Regions from separate parts of the Homo sapiens genome. Here region 1 is linked to region 2. The links are chromatin contacts, found by Hi-C or POLR2A ChIA-PET in ENCODE. All regions are on one chromosome and are shown on one strand. Each heading gives the region's core, a stretch centred on a gene start or an enhancer-like site at or near the end of the contact. The rest is flanking DNA. Distances are from core to core; before and after follow the strand shown.

Evidence for each region. Hi-C counts contacts between places; a loop is a spot of excess contacts on that map. ChIA-PET counts read pairs that join two places held with the same protein, here RNA polymerase II (POLR2A). Pooled maps may share reads with other maps.
Region 1: a pooled map shows a loop between it and region 2 (2.9-fold over the local background). The contact joins two enhancer-like sites. A Hi-C loop is called at or near these places in 1 of 168 maps with a recorded cell type or tissue (endothelial cell of umbilical vein) and 9 of 50 pooled maps. POLR2A ChIA-PET finds 5 or more read pairs at or near these places in 3 of 52 experiments (BJ, OCI-LY7 and WTC11).

Annotation. Positions count from the first base shown.
Region 1 is chr5:67,536,329-67,539,603 of GRCh38, reverse strand. No RefSeq gene overlaps it. Among named protein-coding and RNA genes, the nearest start is that of LINC02242, 110 kb to the left of the region's middle. Within about 2 kb of position 1,988, at least 4 of the 41 ENCODE cell types and tissues checked have a DNase peak (open chromatin) inside an H3K27ac peak, as active enhancers do.
Region 2 is chr5:67,242,793-67,246,456 of GRCh38, reverse strand. No RefSeq gene overlaps it. Among named protein-coding and RNA genes, the nearest start is that of TILRLS, 23 kb to the left of the region's middle. Within about 2 kb of position 1,781, at least 7 of the 41 ENCODE cell types and tissues checked have a DNase peak (open chromatin) inside an H3K27ac peak, as active enhancers do.

The DNA.
Region 1 (3,275 bases), core at 739-3,238, 290 kb before region 2:
AATATCTTCTGCATGTGAATTGGAGAAAAATAAGCAGCCACCATGAACACACTGCATTCCCCTGATTACCTGATGACTGTTCCAAGGATTTCTTTGATGCTTATAATTGGAGTGTAAAGAGCCTCCATGGTGACTGAAGGATGTTACTCTAGTTTTTATTTGCCTAAAGGCTGGAATTCTAATAAAAATTCTGGCATCTGTCATTACTATCCTGGAAGGGGTTGAAAAGAATATTTTAGGTAGGTCAACTTTGTCAGCTGAACCAGTCTCTCAATGCATCCCTCAGTCCCTTGCGTCTCATGTCCACAGATGGAATACAAGATGTACTGATGTTGAAATAGTGTTAAAAATAAACTATCTCCCCATAAGTTTAAGCACAGTTAAAAGTAATTCTCATGTAACACCTAGATTTTGCTATTCAACCTTTTGCCCTCCACAATCACCCCATCAACCTGCCTGCTGAAAAGGGCACTGGACAGCCTGAAAGAGATATTTTTAGCACAAATAATCTTGTTATAAATCAGTTAACACGACAAGAGAACAAACATTTTGTTCCTCCACTTGCTCTCTCCCTCTCTTACACACACATACACACAACACACACACACTCAACCTTTGCTTTTCTTAGAATTTGATTCTGCATGTGAATTTATCTTTTCCTTCAAAGTTCTTGCATTTTCATATTATCTTAAGACTTTGGATTATTTCTTTCCAAGAAACCAGTGACTCCAGATGACTCTTACACAGTTCTTCAATTCTTAACCACTTTGTTCCTGGGAAAATACAATATTAAATTCAGCTTTATAAAAGCTGCCCATCCTCTAAAAGTAGCTGCTTATACCCATTGGTTATTATTAAAGTCATTTCAATATAACTCCCTCTAGAGATTGGCTATAGATAATTGATAATGATATTTTAATAGTCCTAGAGAAAAATTAGGCAAAATTGGTTGAGTCTATGAATCTTTCTAATATATTCCCAGTGAAGCCATGGTGGGTTAAATTTCTATCCAAACAGTAAATCCACTGAAGCAGTGGGTTATAAACTGACATTTAAGAAGCAAAGAGTGAGTTATTCAGCTGATCTCTATGTCCTCTGCCTTCTGCTCACAGCACGGCCAGGCAGGGTACAGAGTGATGAATACCAAGGCCAATGGCTACAAGAGCTCACAGCAAAAAGAGCTTACCTTTTTACTTCTGAGTACACATGGGTTAGGGCTGGCTCATTTTTAATTTTTAAGTGAGTGTGTGTGTGTGTGTGTGTGTGTGTGTGTGTGTGTGTGTGTGTGTGTGTGCTGGCCCTGCAGCTCATCCCCAGGACATAATCCAAACAGAAAAACTATAGAGTTTTCAGACTAGCTCCACATGGGGTGTCTACAAAGGCCTACAGTGCACCCTGGATGGCTTTCAAGTTTTTTCAAAGCGATCTGGAGTCTTTTAAAGTTGTCATTGTTTAAGGAACCTGCAGAGAGGGAGAGAGCATTTTGGGTCTCAGGAGAAAAGGAAGAAATAAGATTTGAGGTAGCCAACAGATGTGGAAAATCCAGGTACTGTTCTAAGTACCTTGGCTATTACCTGCCTTTCTCCTGCTGACTCGGCTACGCTCCCCTAAAGTTGCTCTCCCTTCTCAAATACTATCTACCTCTATCAAGGAGGAGAAAAAGCAGCAGTCTTTTTCACTAGGGTCTTCTCATTGCCTATAATTTGCCTTCCTGGGGTCTTCTCATTCCCTATAATTCTATTTTGTCATTTAAATCTACACAACAGCTGTTTCTCCTTTATATTTCTCCTAAAATCATGGGCATAAATGGCCAAACATAGTTCTGAATTTACAAACAGATAATTTTTATTCTTCCAAGTCTCTAATTCTGGCAACATCACTATTTTAATAATGGTACTTTCTCTGCCTCTCATTTCTGGTACGTTTATGGTTTCACTTTCAATCCTTTCCTCCAAGGAGCTCTCCGTCTGCCTCCTGCCCCTTCATTTCCCACTTGCACAAAGCTCTGCATTTGAGCCTCACTGTTCCTCTCCTTCCATTTAATGGTGCAGCATCCATCCTCCATATTTATAATTTCTCGCTTCCTGCATCTCATCTGCCACTGTCATGATGCTGGCTTTTTTTTTTTTTTTGCTTTACCCACATAAATTATAATTTCCTGGTTTTCTCTTTTTCGCCTTAACAAATTTTCTTATCTATCTGATCCCTTATTAGTTGAACAAATTTCATCATCTACCTTAGAAAAATGAAATTTTTATGAAGATTTGATTTTAACTGAATTTCCTTTGAAAAGCACAAAATAAAAGCACAATTCAAAGAAAAATTGACCTAACTTGACCTAACTTGACCCAACAGTGTTCCTCAGTGAACTCAAATAAGGGCAATTTACTGTGCAAGCATAGATTCGAGAACATACCCTGTTGGTATCATGGAAACCCCATAAGTACTGTTCGGGAGTAAAAGGTACAGGCAGTTCAAATTCATTTCTACTTAGATAGCACAGTCTTAATCAGTGAAGGCTAAAAATAGACTGCCTTCGTTCCTGGAAAGAATTGACTTCAATTTCTCTTTCCAAGGAATTGGAAATGAGAAGTCAAAGGGTCTTAGCCTCCTGGGAACACTCAAAAAAATTAAAAACATATTTCCTCTGCCAGTATTTCTGAAACATAAGAAGACTGGTGTATACATTTAGGTTTAGGAAAAGTTTTTCCATGTAATATATAACCAAGGGAAATACTTAGTACCTGCCATAGAATGAAATATATTTATGAGCTTTGAACTCTTACAGAAAAAAGTCAAAGTCCTAAGTTTGGAATGCAGTCTTTCAAAATGTCAAGTTTTACTGTAAAAGGTTAATTATCTTATCCTTTTTGTCTTGAGAGTTATTAAAAGTATTTAGTAATATATTTCTGTCTCTCTCTCTCTCTCTCTCTCTGCAATGTATTTATTGTGATTATTAGAATGATCAATTTGGTTACAGGATTATAAATTGATGATCCTAAACAAGATCATCTGCATGAATAGATCAATACCAAACATTTGATAATGTTCTGTTTCCTAGTCCTCAACCAGTTTCAGTTATCACATGTCGTTTCTTTCTGTTTGGACAAAAAAAGTTCAGAAAATTAAATTTCTGAATATGCCAGAGTTATGTGGAGATGTGAGTTCAGAGTACTGTTGGAAGTCATTTCAGGTAATCTGGTACAGTGATGCTTGAAGGTGAAGAAAGCTCAGTAAAAATTGGTTATGCTCAATCCCCTCCAACTTAGGCCTGA
Region 2 (3,664 bases), core at 532-3,031:
CTTTCTAAAAAGTATCACCACTTCCCATAATATTTACTTCTTCCTAAAACAATTATGTTCTAAACACACACACACATACACACACACACGCACACTCTGTCTCTCTTTGATAAAAAGTATTTTCTCTGTGAAGGACTCTAATTTTGCATTTTCCTTATTTGCAACCCTGTTTAGGATTTTAAAATGAGGTGTTTTAATAGCGCCACCTGGTGGTAATGATCTACTTCAAGTACCCAACATAACTTCTCTTTCCTCACCTTTTCTCCTGTTTTGTGAGCTGTTTCTTTCATTTGTATTCATGAATCATTCCTTTGCATTAGTGTTGCTGAAGAAAGTAATGATTTTATCAAAACAAAGTAGGCTATTACAAAAAAACTAACAGAAGTGTTAATGTGAGCAGAACAGTAGAACCTGCACACTTAAGGGTATGCCACTCATCAGGGGAAAGAAATGTAACTAAAAATCAACAAAAGGCTGTGAAGAAACAAAAAGGGGAGAGGCAGTAACTCCAAAATGGGCTTTAGACAGAAAACTCACCTGATGTAGGGCATGTTGGCCAACATTTTCCTTTTATATATCTGCCACATTTTCTGCCTTGTGGCCAGTCTGAAAAAACTAAGCAGCCCAGTACAGCAGGCAAATGCTTCTCAGTCACAAACAATGGAATATTGAAGCCATTGATATTCCTCTCACAGCGGCAGGAACCATAGCAGGTGCTAAAGGAATTGGTTGTTTATGAAGAAATAATCAAATATTCCCTCCCTCCTTCCTTCCTTCCTTCCTTCCTTCCTTCCTTCCTTCCTTCCTCATTTCTGCCGCTTCTCACACAGCTACCAGCATCCCTCTCCCCAGGCATCAGAGTGCTACTTGGGGAAAATAATAATAATGTAGGATTTTTTTTCCCTAAATCACTTCAACTCCAAGGACCCATTAGCAACTTATGCCCCTTTACAGATCTCGCCAGTTGATCATCAAGAAAGGCAACTTTAGAGATGATGCAATCAGGGCAAAAAAAAAAAAAAAAGAACAAGTAACTGCAGATATCTTTTTAATTTTTTTTTTTTGTATGTACCTTTTTGAGAATTAGGTCATTAAATTCATTGAAAATTCCATTCTTCATCCAGCCTTTGAAAGTTCTCATCTTGTTCAACTTTGAAACAGATCATAAGGTGGATTCACATGGTGAAAAATGGGAGGGACAGAATGAAGACTTGACAACAATGAAGAGATAATGTCTACCTGGAGGCTAACCAATGGCACCCAGGCTGCTGAAAGAAATTCCTTCAGCAGGGGCCCAGGGAAGAAGCCTAATTTAAAGGTCAGAATCAGACACACAGACACACACGTACACACACACATGTACACACATTAATCTACACAATCACCAGAGCAATCATCTAGCCCATTTGCATCAGCATAAGGTTTCACCTAAACTCTCTGCACTGACCTTTTATGGAAGATGTTTGCTTTCTAGGGCCTGAGACCTGGGACCAGCTCCCAGAGACGAGGGTACAGGGGAAAGGACCTGAAAGTCAAGTTTTATGGAAGATGAAATGGAGAGAAAAAAAATATTTGTTTATTGGTGATTTTAGTTAACGGGAACAATAGCTTTGCATTGACAGACAATAAGTGAGGGGAAAATAGTGGTGGGGTGGCGGTGTGAGGAAGCCGACATGGATAGAGCAGCCAAAGGAAGCTCTGAATAGGCTCTGGAAAAAACTACAACCCAACAAACTATTCCATGACTGTAAGGCGCTGGAAGCCTGCCAAAGTCAGACATACATTCTCACTGACCTTTTTAGACCTGATTGACTCCCAATCAGACTATGAAGACTGTGACCGAGGAGTGAATTCCTGTTCCTTCCTGGTGATCCTGCATTACTTTCCAGTAAGTTCTCTCATGGTCCAATTGTTCTTTTATCTGCACAGGAAGGGAATGTGTGATTCCTTTTGGAAACTGGAGTACTGTGGGAGCCAGGCCCACTCTCCTGGCTGCTGGAGATCTGAGCATACCCAGGTCTGGAAAGAAGCCAAGTCATGGGGACTGTGATGCAACAGCTCACCTTACCACCAGGCTAGATGGTAGCTTTGACTTTCTAAGACCCAATAGCCTGTTAGTGACCATCAAACAGAAATTGTCATAACTTCAATGGTATAAAACTGGGTTCAGGAAACTACAGATTGTGGGCCAAGTCAGACCTATACCTATGTTTGTAAATAAACCTTTATTGGAACACAGCCACACTCGTTTATTTAAGTATCCTCTACCACTGCTTTCGCACAACAAGGGCAGAGTTGAGCAACTGCAACAGAGACCATTGGCCTACAAAGCCAAAATAATTTACTATCTTGCCCTTTACAGAAAAAGGTTGCTGACCTCTGGTTTAAAAGCAGGATCATTAAGAGAAGGCTGTGTGATATGCCAGAAGGACCATGAGAAGGGGCCTCCAAAGGCCTGGTTCTAGTGCCGCTGTCTGTTAGAAACGATCTAGATCTGTAACACTGAGTGAACTTGAATGTCTCTTCTAGCTGCAAAAGATACACAAATTCTGTAGTTTAAGCGATTGGTAATGCACAGGGTTTCAGATATCCATTTCACTGTCCAATACTCTCCATTCCCAAAAGAAATGTCATTTTTCTATTTGTAATCCAAAGATGGTGGTATATAAAATAATTACACTGGAATCCATACTTTGTGCTTACACAGAAAGAAACATACACACATGCAGGCACAGACACATGCACACACACTCACACAAATGCAAACATACACACACACACTGGAGCAAGCCTTCCAGCTCACTGCTCTGAGCGTAGGGTTTCATGCTCAAGATCCTTGCACTGACCTACAGGAAAGACAAGTGTCTTCTAGGGACTCACCACTTGATTGAAGAAAGCTGCTGTGTCTAGGGCCTCAACATCTGCAAAGCTGTAATCAAAACATTACTATTCAGTTACCATCTAAGACACAGCTGTAGAATTATGGAGAAATGTTTTATCAAAACTAAGCAATTGTCTGAGTCTGTCTCCTGACTGAAGAAAGAAGAATGCCTAATTCACAAAACACTTCATACTTTATAGCACATTTACATACAATATAATGGATGCCACCCTATTTACTTGTTTTCTATACCATCTTTATTTAGTGTTTATTTTATGAGCCTTGCAAATAGTTTCCAAACATCTCTAAATCTAAGAAAAAGTTAACTGAGTAAAGCTGATTTTTTTTTTTTTTTTTTTTTGAGACGCAGTCTCACTCTGTCGCCCAGGCTGGAGTGCAGTGGCGCAATCTCGGCTCACTGTAAGCTCCACCTCCCGGGTTCACGCCATTCTCCTGCCTCAGCCTCCCAAGTAGCTGGGACTACAGGCGACTGCCACCACACCTGGCTAATTTTGTGTGTGTGTGTGTATTTTTAGTAGAGACGGGGTTTCACCATGTTAGCCAGGATGGTCTCGATCTCCTGACCTCGTGCTCCGTCCGCCTCGGCCTCCCAAAGTGCTGGGATTACAGGCGTGACCCACCGCGCTGGCCGAGTAAAGCTGATTTTAAATAAGCTGTCTTAGTCTGGGTTCTCTCCAAAAGCTGGGCCTGAGACAAGAGTTTACTTTGGGAAATGATTCCAAAGAACAGGAGGAAAGAACAAGGCAGACTGAAACAGGGGGA